Regions from separate parts of the Homo sapiens genome. Here region 1 is linked to region 2. The links are chromatin loops, found by intact Hi-C in ENCODE. Cell type or tissue: endothelial cell of umbilical vein. All regions are shown on one strand. Each heading gives the region's core, and the rest is flanking DNA. Links, peaks and the distances in the headings are about the cores only. Region 1 overlaps LRCH1 (leucine rich repeats and calponin homology domain containing 1). Region 2 has its middle 33 kb from the start of LRCH1.

What was found. Peaks named below come from ENCODE experiments on the same cell type or tissue, not always from the same donor. Only the 100,000 strongest peaks of a DNase experiment are listed, where the experiment ranks them.
Region 1: it touches region 2 in a loop (5-fold over the local background); 1 of 110 quality-filtered maps calls a loop at or near these places.

The regions. Positions count from the first base shown.
Region 1 is chr13:46,719,396-46,723,792 of GRCh38, forward strand. It overlaps LRCH1 (leucine rich repeats and calponin homology domain containing 1), which reads left to right. Exons shown (of 20, transcript NM_001164211.2): 17 at 3,826-3,935. Among named protein-coding and RNA genes, the nearest start is that of ESD, 76 kb to the right of the region's middle. In endothelial cell of umbilical vein, for the core only: a CTCF peak has its summit at 1,937; a DNase peak (open chromatin) is centred at 1,886; H3K27me3 peaks cover 302 bases.
Region 2 is chr13:46,518,087-46,522,483 of GRCh38, forward strand. No RefSeq gene overlaps it. Among named protein-coding and RNA genes, the nearest start is that of LRCH1, 33 kb to the right of the region's middle. In endothelial cell of umbilical vein, for the core only: no CTCF peak of the experiment used is centred there; a DNase peak (open chromatin) is centred at 2,295.

The sequences.
Region 1 (4,397 bases), core at 113-4,112, 200 kb after region 2:
ACAGATCCATAATGGAGCGAAATATCACTCTACTGTAAGATAGAAAGTGGTGAGTGCCATGGGAGAGACACAGATAAAAGAATTTTGTATGCTCACAGAAGACAGAGATTACTCCCAGCTCAGAGATGAGGATGGGGTAAAGAGTGAAAGAAAAGGCAGAAAATGATGGAAAGATCAGTGGAATTTGACCTATATCTGCAAGTATGAATTTGATATTCTACGTAAGCATTTCATTATACCCTGCAGGGTCCATGCTTATCTCTTCTGCTAAGTAAATTGCGTATATGTGCAAATCTTTTTCATTCTTTAAATGTTATTTATGCTGGGTGCAGTAGCTCACGCCTGAATTCCCAGGACTTTGGGAGGCTGAGGCAGGTGGATCGCTTGAGGTCAGGAGTTCAAGACCAGCCTGGTCAACATGGTGAAACCCTGTCTCTACTAAAAATACAAAATTTAGCCAGGCGTGGTGGCAGGCACCTGTAATCCCAGCTATCTGGGGGGCTTAGGCAGGAGAATCTCTTGAACCTGGGAGGCGGAGTTTGCAGTGAGCCGAGATCGTGCCACTGCACTCCAGCCTGGGCGACAGACTGAGACTCCATCTCAAAACAAAATAAAAATAAATGTTATTTATACAACATACAGTAATTAAACTATAGGCTTAATTTAAGCAGAACTTATTTTTTTTCCTTCATCTTAAATTGCCTACCTTGGCCAGGCACGGTGGCTCACGCCTGTAATCCCAGCACTTTGGGAGTCTGAGGCAGGTAGATCACTTGAGTCCAGAAGTTCCAGACCAGCCTGGGCAATATGGCGAAACCCCACCTCTACTAAAAATATAAAACTTAGCCAGGCATGGTGGTGCAGGCCTGTGGTCCCAGCTACTCAGGAGGCTGAGATGGGAGAATCGCGTGAGCCCAGGTGGTTGAGGTTGCAGCGAGCCGAGATCGCACCATTGCACTCCAGCCTGGGCAACAGAGTGAGACTGTGTCTCTCCACCCGCCCCCCAAAACCAATCACCGCCTCTTCACCTCTTTCAACACACTCATAACACACACTCTGCTCTCTCACCCATCTTTTTTCTTATGTACACTTCAACAGTCACAGGAGCATTTGACTTGAAAAATACATGCTCACAGTGGGGGCTGCTTCTTAATATTGTCTCATGGCCTCAAGTTAAATTTTATTCCTCTGGATTAAGTAAGGGAGCTCTTGAAATTTAGTGATATGAAATTAAGGAAAAGCAGAATAATTCTTTTGTAGATCAATTTCCTGAAGCCTGGACCCAGACCGTTCACTGGATTTATTATTTAAATAGGAATTAAAAGAAAAGAAAAAACTGTAGGTAATTTAATCAGAGGTACTTTAATGGTCCCGGTGAAGTTATTCTGTTGTAACAAACCCAGCAAAATAAGCAAGCACTTTTGTACTTGGTAGATTTATTATGAGCCTAAAGAGATTGCCTTAAGTTCTCTTATATGTCATAGTAATGAATACATTCAGAAAACTAATAGTGATATAGTCATTATTTCTGATCATTTTATGTATTTCTGATAATTTTAAGTGTTCATTTTAAAAAATACAGTTCAATTGGTTTTTAAAACACTTTTGGTTGCCTAACATTCATAGAGCAAATGCCCACACATGCATGTTATATTTTTAAGATACAAAGGAATGCAAAATTAAAAAATGATGCCAGGAAAGTAAAACCCAGACACCATTTCGTTATCCTGATATCTCACATAGGGCTCTAATAAGGCAATGTGGTGTTGAACAAAAGCTCATGGTTCATTTAACTTCCTGATAGTTTCATATTCAGATTGAAATCTGCCAATAAAAACATATTGAAAATATTATTAGATAAGATTACCCCCAGAAAAAAGGCAAAGGAAAGTAACAGCTCCAAAGAAAACATTCGATGTGTTTAAACGGTGTTGAGGCGCCCCTTGCTGGCATATGTGTGTATTATCCAACTCTATCTGCATTTCTTGACCTTTTTTTGGTAAATTTGGTGGTGCAAATTAGTTCTATATTTTATATTTTTATATATGTCTCTTTTTTGGTGTTGCTTGAAATGGTGTAAAATGTGATTCATTCTCCAGTTTCTTCCATGCGTCTTAATTTGTCAGAGTTTTCCTCAGTTCCCTTTTCTCTGTGAACTTTTCATCTTTCCCTGCCTGGTCACTCTGTCCTTTTACTGACCTTGGCTTTACTTTTTAAACAATTGGTTCTACGTCCTGTGAGGTTTGGGTTTTGTGGGACTTGGTGACAGCCCTCCTGTGACTGCCTTTGGTGTTCTTTGCCTGTGACTTCCCTCAGTGGCTTCCAGCAGAGGCCCCAGGCCACAAGCTGACTCCTCTCTGAGATTCCAGAAGGCGACAGGCCTTGCGTACCTTAAATCATCCTCTTTCTCCATTAACTCTCAAGTCGACGATTTAAGATATGTCAATTTTCTCAACTTCCATAGAGCATCAGAATGTGAATTCAAGAATCTTAGAACTAATTTAGAAAGAAAATACTGAGATGTGAGAAGGAGAATGCATGTTCAAAGGCACAAATTGAAATTAAAATATTGTAGTTAGGCGAGCACAGGACTTTTGATTACACCGAGCGGACTCAAGTCTTTGTATCCAAAGTATTCTATTTGTAAATCATATTTAATTTCTAGAAATCTGAAATATTGAAATAGCTTCTAAAGAGGTCCATAGGAAATGTATGTCAGGGTAGAATAAAAATTACACATTCTTTCTTATTCAGCATTGTTTAAATCATCATGATTGAAACTTCTGTAACTTCAGTACACCATGCAGCCTTCTATGTGGTATGGATTTCTAACATTGGAGTTCTCTGCCCAAAATTTTCTGAGGGACTTTCCCTCCCTACCTCAATCTGAAAGTCTGTGGGATGGGGGAGCCAAGGCTCTGAACAGCTCTTTCATCCATCTTATGTGCAAGGATAAAAATCTCTAGGAAGAAAAAAAAAATCAAGTTTAAGTCTGCCCTGGGCTTTGTATCATTAAAAAGTTAATTAAAACTCTTGCTGTAGTCATTCTCCGATGCATAGAACATTATTTACCTTCTTGATTGGTGTCTAAAAGGTGTTTTCCTTCATAGGGAAGGGCATGTGTTTTCTCAGCTCATTTCAGAGGATGCCCCGCTGTTAGTTACTATTCTTGGAAGTCGTAACTTCAAGAACCTGAAGCCAGCCATGAGCCCTTCAGCTACTTCCAATCTTGCCAGCCTTCCTAAAAGGTGTCCTTGCTCATCTCCAAAGGGCTAACTTTTTAGATAGTCTGCCAGTGACAGTCTAGAAGGCAGAATGTTTCCACCACACCCTCAAATATGTAATCATCACTTAGTTCTTAACTCAGGCTTACAAAAAACTTTATGCCAACAAAAACATTAACTTGTGCTTATTTTTAATACATACAACAATTCTAGAGCCTTATTTGAAATAAATTATCTGAATTTAATGAAAGGGTTGAGTGTAAATAAAAACTTAGAATGAAGACAGTGGGAAGATGAGTGAAGTAGGACATCTGTCAGGCAAGTGGCTTGGAATGGTCCCAGTGACCCAGACCTTGCCCTGGGTTCAGTTTATTATCACTGAAAAATACAGCTTGTTAGTCCACACAAACTAGTACAATTTAAAATATTGTCTCTTTTAAAATACTTGAGCCAGGCTTTTCTTGTGGATTTGGAATTTCTTTGTTTCTTTGAGTGGTAAATGAATTATTTTGGACAAATTAAAATACTGTTTGATTTTAATATGAATAGCCCTATGTGACAAGGCACTATATAAAGGCTTTTTTTCCCCTTTGTATTGTAGTGTTTCTAAGACCTCAGAGAAATTTGGAATCTATAGACCCGCAGTTTACAATCCGGAGGAAAATGGAGCAGATGAGAGAAGAGAAAGAGCTGGTGGAACAACTTCGTGAGGTACCCAAGAAATATTATGTAACTAAAGGAGAATTTAAGCAACATTCTACATTTTTGAGAAACAGACTTTGAAACATTGCAAGCAGTCCTAATTTCAAATCTAGCCAGGTCACTTAGTGACTGCTGGATGTTGGGCAAGCCACTTAACAACCCTGAGTCTGTTTCTTTGTATACTAAAAAAATGTTTTGGCCAGGCATAGTTTCTCATGCCTGTAATCGCAGAACTTTAGGAGGTAGAGGCAGGCTGATCACTTAAGTCCAGGAGTTTGAGACCAGTATGGCCAACATGGTGAGCCCTGTCTCTACTAAAAATACAAAAATTAGCTGGGCGTGGTGGCGTATGCCTGTAATCCCAGCTACTCGGGAGGCTGAGGTGGGAGGATCAGTTGAGCCCAGGAATGCGAGGCTGCAGTGATTTATGATTGTACCACTTCACTTCAGCCTGGGTGACAACAGTGAGAA
Region 2 (4,397 bases), core at 144-4,143:
TGGGCGTGGTGGCACGTGCCTGTAATTCCAGCTACTCAGGAGGCTGAGGCAGAAGAATCACTTGAACCCAGGAGGCAGAGGTTGTAGTGAGCTGAGATCGTGCCACTGCACTCCAGCCTGGGCGACAGAGCAAGACACCATCTTGAAAAAAAAATAATGATAATGTTTGCTTTTGATTGAATATAAAATGGATCTTCCCACTAATTTATACTATAGAGAGAATGACTTTTTTAGATTTTTTTTTTTTAAGAGTTAGGCTAAAGAAGGAAAACTGAACAGGATTACTTGAGATATCTGAAAGGAAAGAGTGTTAAAAGGGTACACAACCCCAATTTTTTCTGCTTTCCTCAGCCTGGAGTACACAAAGCAATCATTGGGCTACTTCACAAAATGCCCCACTCTCCTGTTGAAATAGCCCTTTCAGAGCTAGGATCCTCCTGTGGAGTAATATTCAATGATCTCAGTAATCTGTGGGTTTCATGAGTACTTCTTAAATAATAACGTGCCTCTTGGCCGGGCGCGGTGGCTCACGCCTGTAATTCCAGCACTTTGGGAGGCCAGGGCAGATCACCTGAGGTCAGGAGTTTTGAGAACAGCCTGGCAAACATGGCAAAACTCCGTCTTTACTAAAAATACAAAAATTAGCTGGGCGTGGTGGCATGTGCCTGTAGTCCCAGCTTACTTGGGAAGCTGAGGCAGGAGAATCACTTGAACCCGTGAAGCGAAGGTTGCAGTGAGCTGAGATCATGCCACTGCACTCCATCTTGGCAACAAAGTGAGACTCCATCTCAAAGAAAAAAGAAAAAAAAGAAAAAAAGAATGTTAATGTGCATCTTAGTGGCTTGGAATCTTGTTAAAATGCAGACTGTGACTTAGTAGGTCTGAGGTGGAGCCTCAGCATCTGCATTTCCCAGGCAAGGACAACGCTGCTGGTCTACAGGTCATACTTTGGGTAGCAAGGGGTTAGATAATATCTTTCAGGGTAAAATTTCTTTGCCACAAACTATAGGACTGTCAATATTAAAACATTAAAAGTGGCCCAAGGCTCTACAAGTCTCCAGGTTATACAGTTACAACTTCATGGCATCAAGAACTTTGACCCAAAAAGGCAAGGGCTCATTGGAACTAAAAATCCCTTAGCCAAGGCCTCTGCAGGCTGCAGAGAGCACGCCTCTCTCGAGACTTAGAGATTTGAAGGACAGAACTGTTTCCACAGGCAGGCTTAAGAGACCCAAAGCGGGTCTAGAAACATATAGAGACAAGCACAGCAGGAAGTCATTGCCACATCTGGGTCTGAAGGGCTGGGAACCTGGTGAAACCTGGAGCCATCAAGGGGGACCACACAACAGGTGCTGAAGCCACATTAGAGGAAATCCTTGGACCCTGCCAGACCATGGTGCCAAAGCAAGGAAGCAGGTGGTAGGTGAGAAGTACCCTGACCTCATTCTCCCCTCGATGAAGAATAAGGTTGGCCAAATTTACCTGCAAGGGAGTCCCATGATGTAATATATGTGGGGTTCTTGGGGAACAGAGCAGGGCAGGAACAGGGTGTGAAGTGAATCGGGTTGGTTAGTGGAGGATAAGTAGTGCCTAAGCTGTAAAATAAGAGGTTCATACTGGCTTGACAGTTCTCATCCTCTTTATAGAAATGCATGAATATTTTAAAACATGTCATCCCTAAGTACAAAATGGGGAAAAGGCAATCCTTTGGCATGGTCTGTTGGACACATTGACCACCGAGGCACGGACAGGCCAAATAGAGAGTGAATCATAGATGTGGAAGCCACCACAGTCTAGTCTCCTTCCCTGTGTATTTGATCTTCAGACACCACACAGAGAATCTGACCCCAAACTCCCACTTTACCCAACATGTCCATTCTTTAAAGGATTCTAGGCAAATATGTATTGGTTCAGACACTATTCGAAATAGGGCTGTTGGCCTTTCCAAAGTAAATTCCTGCATTCTATTCCAAGAACCATCATCATGTCAAAGAAAATATAAATAGGATAGGAAGGTTTCCATACACAAAGTCCTACTCCAGATCCATTGAAAGCTCAGTGAAAGAAGCCAGTACAAAATGATTATGGGAAAATGTACAGAGCATTTGAGTCAGAATTTGAGTCTTCCAGTTCATCCTCAACAAAACCATAGAATGCAAACTGCTGAGGCTTACTACATCTAGCTTAGGAGGATAAAGGACTTCTCTGACCTCATCGCCTTAGGAAAGCTCAATAGGTCACATTTCCGGCTGGGGCCAGCAAGCACCCCTTTGGCTTTTCCTTCCTATGCACAAAATTTCAGAAGTCACAGTGTAGCTGAATTTCCTTTGGTAACAGAAAAACAGTCATTATTGTTGAATGCAAGGAACTGATCTGACCTACAGTCAATAATTTTTTCCTGCAAATGACAAAGCCTGTTTCCTCCAGCTGACAATGAAACCTTGAAAATGCACAGGACATGTATTTTCCAAAGCAAATAATCCATGGCAAAGGTGCAATTCTGTACCTTAATCAATCAAAAGCTAAGATTGAACAGAAGAGTCTATTGTGGTAAAATACACATAACTTAAAATTTACCATTCTTACCATTTTAAAATCTACAATACAGTAGCATGAAGTGCACTGAGTCATATTTATTTTTAAAATAAATAGCTATAAATGAGCCCCTAGTCTCTCTAAAGAAATGTACTCAACAGGCACAACAAAGAGAGAAGTGCTGCTTTCTTTTCTTTCCTTTTTTTTTTTTTTTTTCTGTTTTGAGACAGTTTCACTCTTGTCGCCCAGGCTGGAGTGCAGTGGCGCGATCTCAGCTCACTGCAACCTCCGCCTCCTGGGTTCAAGTGATTCTCCTGCTCCAGCCTCCTGAGCACCTGGGATTACAGGTGCCCGCCACCACGCCCAGCTAATTTTTTGTATTTTTAGTAGAGATGGGGTTTCACCATGTTGGTCAGGCTGGTCTCAAACTCCTGACCTCAGGTGATCCACCCAACTTGGCCTCCCAATGTGCTGGGATTACAGGCATAAGCTACTCTGCCCAGCCGAGAAGGGCTGTTTTTATATCAGAGGAAAATGGAAAAGTATGATACTCACACAGAGATAATGTCATAAGCTTTAGGCAAGAAAGTAAATCCTATATCCCTCTTTTCCAGGTCAGGGAGCTAAGCAAGGATATTACAGGGCTAGTTATGAGTTTCCAGGCTTTAGGACAGTCCTGTAAACATTTGCTGGATCAACTGCTTTGCCCGACCAGTATGCCTGTTCTGGTCTCATGCCATTTGCAAGATTCACTGACAGCAAGTGCATTTTCCTAAGTGTGAAGAAGAGACATACCTTCCATGCCACACAAAAGAGTGTGGTTTAGGGGAAAACCATGCTATCTTCTGTTAAGAGTTTGGACTTTAGTGTCAGAAAGACCTGAGTTTGAGCACAGCTCTGTTCCTTCTGGTCTGGTTGCAAGTTACTTAAGTTCTCTGCATCTCAGTTTTCTCATAACATCTCAGTTTTCTCATCTATAAAATGAGAGTTAATGTAAGTATCTACTTCATAAGGAGGTTATAAGGATTAAATGAGAGAATTAGTCAGGATAAGATAGGCTCTGCTGCATTAACAAGTGAACCCCAAAATTTCAGCGGCTTAATCTGACAAAAATTTACTTCTTGCTTACGTCACAGTTGAGGGTGGGAGGAAAAGGTGGCTCTCCTCCAAAAGTGATCAAGGACCTGGGCCTCTTCCAAATGGCAATCTAACATCTAAGAGGCTTTTACTTCCTGACGAATGGAGGAGCCACACTGGCTTTTTACTACTTTGGCCTCAAAGTGACTATGTCATTTCTGGTTATAGTCCATCAGAAATAATCACATGCATCAGTCAGTTTACAGAAAAAAAAAAAAAAAAAAAAAAACAACAAAAAACAGATGGCACACTCTAAAGGGCCATCTGTTTGATGGATTAGTTACAAAAGTGTGAGCAGGGTTAAGGGAAGTCACACAGGGTTGTAAGCTACCCCGGGGCTACTAATAGCCTAATACAGGTCCTGAATTTTCAGTACCCGAAGCTCAGGCTGGGGATGAATAAACTAGCCTCTTTTGCCTCCTGTCCTTCTAACTGTTGCCTCCCAGTAGTCATGCTCAACTATGAACCAGTCAGTGGCGCTCAAATGATGTCATCTATGAAAGGTCAGCTTGTGCCAGACCAGGAGGAAAAGTCAATCTGGAAAAGCAAATGGAGCATGCCTAGCAGAGCATGCAAAAGGCTTAGCAATGTGCTCAGCACATAGTTGGTGCTCAAAAAATGAATGTGAAGCCAAGAATATATGAAGAAAAATATTTAAAAGTTATTTGTTTTTATTGAAGTTTTCAGTTAACTTTACCTCTGACAAAGAGAAATTTACATTTGCT